2 separate regions of the Homo sapiens genome follow, and region 2 is linked to region 1. A link is a contact called in ENCODE Hi-C data. All regions are on one chromosome and are shown on one strand. The core of a region is the stretch at or near the end of the contact, and the rest is flanking DNA. Distances in the headings are between cores, read along the strand shown.

Region 1 (3,303 bases), core at 398-2,897:
TTGGCCAGTCTGGTCTCAAACTCCTGACCTTGTGATCCACCCGCCTCAGCCTCCCAAAGTGCTGGGATTAGAGGTGTGAGCCACCGTGCCCAGCTATTATGGATTTTTATATTAAGTTGCTGCTTGAGAGAAGATAGCTCACTTTCTCAAAGTACAATAAGTGGTTTAATTGAACCAAGTCTGTCTGGCTTCAAGGCCCATTCTTTTTCTGTGTGATACACCTCACTACCTCATCAGTAATGAACTTGTGACATTTGCTAAGGAAAGATGGGACTTCTTGGTGTCATCTCTGATTAATTTCTATATTTTCTCTAGAGAACTATGTACCTGGATGGTGTGTCACATCATCTAGTCTAAATCGTATTTTGACACTACATGAGGATTCCAAGTGATTTTTCTCTTGTACAAACGTACTCTTCCTTATCATAACTTTGGTACCACCATGATAAATAGGTAATAAAGTAGAAGGAATAAATAAAGCTCCCCCAGGCATAGAATCCTTAGATTTGGAAGTGACAGAGGCTTCATATTCCTAATGCAGAAAAGTGCCTGTATCATGGGCCAGTTTCATCCAGTCCTGCTTAAACTCCTTGGAGGATGCACCGTTGTGAACAAATCAAGAAGTCCACAATCAAGATTAGGAAAGGCTAGGTCAGATACAATAACAGACACCCTCAAATTCTCAGTAGCCAAAACAAAGGACTATTTTTTAGTGAAAGACTCCAATTCCCCCACATGGTGGATGGGGCTCCACTTGTGTTCTTTCTCACTCAGGGACCCAGTCTGCTGGAGGAGCCAATATGGAGAATTGCAGGTTGCCTTGGGCAGTGGTGAAAGCATGGCAAAGCTTGCAGTGGTCTTACGGCCTCCGCCAGAAAGTGGTATCTGTCACTGGCCAAAACAAGTCACCTGAGTAAGTCTGACTTCAAGAGGGAAGGGAGGGGCAGCAAGTCTTGACACGCAGTAAAACAGGATACCACAAAGACCTTCTTCCATCAGCTGACCAGCACCTGGTTCTTTCAGAATTCTTCCTACGCTCTAGAGCCAAATCTTTAGTTTGTTAGCTCAGACTCCACAGTGCCCCAAACAAGCTAGGAAACTCTCCTTCCATGTCTTGCCTTTTCCCTCATGAGTTATTCTCTTCTGGCATTCAATTGGTCGACGTTTATTTGAACATCTATATGAAAACTCCACTTTTAAGTGCTGTGGGTAATATAGGGGTGAGTTTCTTTTTAAGTCTTATGCTTCAAAACCCACATATAAATCACTTTTCCCATAAAGCCTTTCTTGATGAATACACCCAATACCAAATGCTCTGAATTCCTTTACTGTCTCAAATGTAACTGCCACCCTATTTAGGACACAATGCTGTTCTACAGCATTCTCTAATGTGTTTTCTGGTTGAATGTTTGTTTCTCTCACTGGATTACAAACTCAGAGTCAAAGCAGCATTTTCTATGACTGCTCTATGACCCCCATTGTCAAAACCTTGCAAAAGACCAGGCACAGAAACATTTAATCCTTTTAAAATTTAAGTGTCTAAAGCAGAAGGAACTGACTCAAATTTCAGGAAGTAGCTGTGAGGATGGGGTGGCAGGAAATGACGAAAACCTGAATACGGAACTGAAGCAGCAGCTCAGTTTCTCACTCCGAAGTGGCAGCAGCCAGAGAGGGAGTCGGTGTGGACGCGAGGAGCCGGGCGCTTAGAACAGAGGCTTGCACAGGTGGAGGTGGGTACTCTGAGCCATGGGACAGTTGGGAAACACAGAGTAAGAGTTGAGGAGGAACCTACCTGGCTCTTAGTCCTTGGTGATGGGCAAGGTCACCACTAGTAGGCTTTTATCCTTTTATGGCCAGAAGGCCTGGTTGTGAGTGGTTGTAGCAAATCAGCATCTGGAGATAGAAACAAAAGGGAGGGGCTTAAACCCAAGGCAAGTGTTTCAGGAGCCATCTAGCACCAACATCAAGCAAAGTGTTGCCTGGTTTCTGCTGACAATCTACAACCCACTCTAAGGCCTGTCTCCCCTAGGTACTGAGCTGGGAGGAGGACCACAGGAGACGAAAACAGTGTCTGCCCTTGAAGAGCATATGGTCTCAGGGAAACAAACCCACACAGGAAATGTAACAGATCAGGAAGTAGTCACTGATGTACACTAGCACTGAGTACCAAGTGCTGATGGAGCCCAAGAGAAGGCATGATTGTTCTGCTGGGGCTAGTTTCTGTGTTCGTAGATCACAGAATCTCAGAATGTCAGAAATCAAGGAGACCACAGATGAGCTACGTTAACCCCTTCATTATTTTCCACTGGGAAAATCAGAGATAATTGCTGATTTGCCAAATTATTAAAGTTAGTATTTCTTAATCGCCTGGTCTGATACCTGGCAAATGAGTACCTACTCTGTTGATGCCCTTGTGATGGTCCCTCAGAGGCTTAGTCACAGAGCTGGGGTGACAGCCAGGGCTTCTGACTCCCAGTCTGTGTACTTTGATGCAGGAGGTCAGCATCGCAACAAGGCCTCACCAGATTACTCTCTGGTTCTCACCTCTAGATAGCACTTCTTACCTTTCTGGTTTCTGGTCAATAGGTCAAGGATATTAGATAAATTGTCTCTATTTCAGAAACTCTTTATTTCAAAAATGGGTGAATGGGAGAGTCAGGCTGAGGCCTCAGAGGAGCCACAGGAAGGAGGATGGGACCATCAGTCCTCATTGCTTCCTTATTGCTCATGACTATTTCAGAAACTTCTCCATTCCAGTTTTCTGTGTGACAGTCCTTTTGTTGTTGCACAGCAGCCCAGGAGCCAGGGGATGAGAAGCAGAGGGGTAGTAAGGATGCAGGTAGTAAGGATGTTTTGCTGTCTCCAACCGCATCAGGGAAAGCCAAGCTGCTTTCAGCCATGACTCCCGGCTGACTCAGTCAATATCTCTCCGGTGTCCCCTTAGCATCTCTTTAACTGATTTACCCAGACTTCCCCTGGGCTGGTTTTTAAGAGGTTGCTCAATGGAGAAGATGGAGCTTTCAAGTGGAAATAGAAAACTGGAGAATCTGAAGGCCTAGGTGGAGACAGGAGAACCCGAGGAGTGGTTGTAAAGGGACTCTTTGGAGACGATGGAGAGCATGGGGAAGGTCTCCAATGGGATGAGGTGTCTGAGGAGGGAAGGATTGCCAGCTAGCAAGTGCTGCCAGGGTCAAGAAGTCTCAGTGGTGACCACAGCAGATGAGCATTGTCTGTTGTTACTTCTTCACACCAAATCCACAGATGCAGAGCAACTGTGCCGCTCTTCCTTCTGCACAGTCCGGA
Region 2 (3,303 bases), core at 255-2,754, 1.3 Mb after region 1:
GGCCAGGCTGGTCTGGAACTCCTGACCTCAGCGATCTGCTGGCCTGGGCCAAAGCACTGGGATTACAGGCATGAGCCATGGCACCTGGCCAACTCTTATTTCTGAATTATGTTTGAATCCTTTCTTTTTCTCATTTTACATTACGTTCCTATCACTTTTTAAAATCCAAGATAAATATTTTAAAGCAAAAACAACTATTATTTTAAATATTTGTTATTTTCAGATATTAGGACTACTGTTAGAATGCTGGCTTGACCCAAAATAAGGTCTGTTCTTAAAAGGACTCTTTCAAAACAGATGACTCATCAGTTTTAAAAAGCATTCCACCATTAGCTTAAACATACAAAGTACGTCCTTCTAGGACTACCACTCAATCAGAAATTAAAGTTTGACTGCAGAGTAAAGGCATAGTTTCTCATACAAATAAATGACTGGCAAGAAAAAAACGACTTTCCTTTTTTAAGGAGGAAAGCAATTTAATGTCGTTGATTATACACGACCACTTAACTTTCTTATGTATAAGCTTTGTTAAAAAAAAAAAAAGCTAAGCATTTTTTCTCATTTCTATTCATTACTTTTCAAAATCATAAAATGTAATTTCAGAAAAGATTGAGTTTGGGACAAGGATGAAAAATACGTTAATTAGAATTACTAAATTAGTACCAGATCAGGATTTTCCCAAACTGTAGTTTTGACCTGCAGTACAAACTCTATGCTTTGAGTTTTTAAACTAACTCATTAATTTGAGCTATCTCAAATCATGCAACCGCCTCCATATCTCCCAAATTCACTCCTAGACACAACTTACACCAAAAGCCACGTATGTGCTTCTACAATTAAAACGGGCAAAACGTCCTTACTTGATACACATTTCTGCCTTAAAAAAGAAAAAAATAATTCTGTGGGGCAAGTAGTGCGGGTGTTACCCATATTTTATGCATGGGGCAACTGAAATCAAATCCCTGCCCTAGGCTATTTAACAGCGGAACCTCCAGTAAGGGTCCGGGGGTTCTGAGGTCTAGTCCAGCTGCGTTCACATTTCGAGGTCGGCTTTGTTAATCCTCGGACTTTAAATTCCTGCGGTTTTCTGTCATGGAGCTAAATCACCACTAAATTACTGTGTGCTCACAGAGTCCTGCAGACACGGGCCCCACTTTTAAACTGAAAAACAAGCGGGGGACGGGGGGGGCACGTGACGCGCGAACCCTCAAGGCGAGATAACCGAACATCCTTGGGCTGTTTGCCGAGGCAGTCTTGTAGCCCTGGAATAGGTCACCAGGCTCCAGCGACTATAAAGCGCGGCCGCCGAAACCCGGTCCGGCTCAGATGACAATTTGGCAGCCTCTGGGTGTCTGCCTCAGTTCTGCGCAGCCCATGCTGCGCTCTTGCCACTCCGCGCCCCGCGCCTCGTGAGGCAGAGCCCGCCCCGGAGCGGCGCGCGCACCCCAGGACTCGCGTCGCGTGACTCGGCCAAGGCGCGCAGGGTTTGCGCCCGCCCGCGCCACTTCCGACTCAGCCCTCGGTTCAGGTTCCGGGGCGCCGCAGAGCTCCCGGCCTCTGGACCGCGCGCGGCGCTCTGGGGAATCCGGCGCCACGCGCCGTGCGGTGGCCAGGATGGAGGAGGCCGGAGCAGCGGTGGTCACGGCCGGGGAGGCCGAACTGAACTGGTCCCGCCTCAGCGTGTCCACCGAGACGCTGGAGTCTGAGCTGGAGGCGCGGGGGGAGGAGCGGCGCGGGGCGCGGGAGGCGCTGCTGCGGCTGCTGCTGCCTCACAACCGTCTGGTGTCGCTGCCACGGGCGCTGGGCAGCGGCTTCCCGCACCTCCAGCTGCTGGACGTGAGCGGCAACGCGTTGACCGCGCTCGGGCCGGAGCTGCTCGCTCTGCGCGGCCTGCGCACGCTGCTGGCCAAGAACAACCGGCTCGGCGGGCCCAGTGCGCTGCCCAAGGGCCTGGCCCAGTCGCCGCTCTGCCGCAGCCTCCAGGTGCTCAACCTCAGCGGCAACTGTTTCCAGGAGGTGCCTGCCTCGCTCTTAGAGCTGCGCGCGCTGCAGACCCTGAGCCTGGGCGGCAACCAACTGCAGAGCATCCCGGCTGAGATCGAGAACTTGCAGAGGTGAGCGGGTGTGTGCCGGAGGGTGGGGAGGCCTCGGGCGGTGTCCGGGAACCCTGGGGCGCCGGGCCTGGGCACCTCAACGTTTGTCACGTAACTATTTCCAAGCTTTCTCTTTAACTGTGCGGTAGTGAGTTCTGCCCAACCATCTCAGCAAGTTGTTGTAAATACCTAGTATGTTCGCATGTGTGACTGTTTGGTGTGTTGTGTTTGGCCTATGCAGATTCTCGAGGCATTTTTTCTGTCTTCCTTATTGAATCTGGGGCGTGATCCAAACTGAGTGGAAACTCAAAACAGATGTAAATCAGAGGTTGTCACTTCTTTGCTCAAAAGTCTTCCGTGGATTTCCATCTCTATAGATCAAAGTACGTGCCTTTGAGCGTGGCGTACAAGGTGCTCTGATCTAACCCTTGCTTTCCACTACATTTGCAGCTTCCTCTTCTCTGTGGCAGTACCAACTACCATTTGTGGAGTTCAGTGACCTATGCATTTTCCCACGTAGAGAAAGCAGCTTGGAGTTGCTGGTAGGCACTCAGTATGTGTTGAATGGATGCAGTGCCTCTGTACACGTGCTGTTTCCCTTGCTTGGAATGTTTCCTTCACCTGGCAAACGCCTATCATCCTTCAAAAGCTATCTCAAGTTAATCATCTCTGTGATTCCTTTTTTACTACTCCCTGCACAACAATTTTTTTCGTTACTACTCCCTGCACAAAAAAGTACAGCCTATGCTGTACTTTCTCTGTGCTTCATTCATCTTGCCTTTGCATTTACCTTATTGGATATGATTCCTTGTTTACAGGAATTATCTGCTTCACCTACTAGATTATGCAGTAAATATGTTAAATTTAACTTTAGGAGGAAGCAGAGAAACAGGATAATAAAAGTGCCCGGTGGGGGAGTGGGAAATAGAGCCAAATGTATTGTACAAAACGAAAAAGAGGTATCTTCCATCTGTAAGATATTTTCACACTTTATTGTATTTTCAGAGATAACAGAACGTTAAAGGTAGAAGGGACCTCAGAGTTAAGTGGAGCAAAAGAATATTGGCCTGGGAAGGCCGGGCGCGGTGGCTCACGCCTGTAATCCCAGCACTTTGGGAGGCCAAGGCAGGTGGATCATGAGGTCAGGAGATCGAGACCATCCTGGCTAACAAGGTGAAACCCCGTCTCTACTAAAAATACAAAAAATTAG

What was found. Hi-C counts contacts between places; a loop is a spot of excess contacts on that map. Pooled maps may share reads with other maps.
Region 2: a loop to region 1 is called in a map of CD8-positive, alpha-beta T cell, with 8 times the contacts of the local background. The contact joins the promoter of LRRC58 here to the promoter of HCLS1 in region 1. A Hi-C loop is called at or near these places in 2 of 168 maps with a recorded cell type or tissue (both CD8-positive, alpha-beta T cell), 1 of 37 single-sample maps with no recorded cell type and 7 of 50 pooled maps.

What each region holds. Positions count from the first base shown.
Region 1 is chr3:121,659,247-121,662,549 of GRCh38, reverse strand. It overlaps HCLS1 (hematopoietic cell-specific Lyn substrate 1), which reads left to right and starts at 1,647. Exons shown (of 14, transcript NM_005335.6): 1 at 1,647-1,730. RefSeq lists enhancers at 1,375-1,424, 1,615-1,804.
Region 2 is chr3:120,347,555-120,350,857 of GRCh38, reverse strand. LRRC58 (leucine rich repeat containing 58) reads left to right here and starts at 1,504. Exons shown (of 4, transcript NM_001099678.2): 1 at 1,504-2,114. The coding sequence starts at 1,615. It also overlaps the pseudogene BTNL12P. RefSeq lists a silencer at 1,509-1,838 and an enhancer at 2,189-2,238.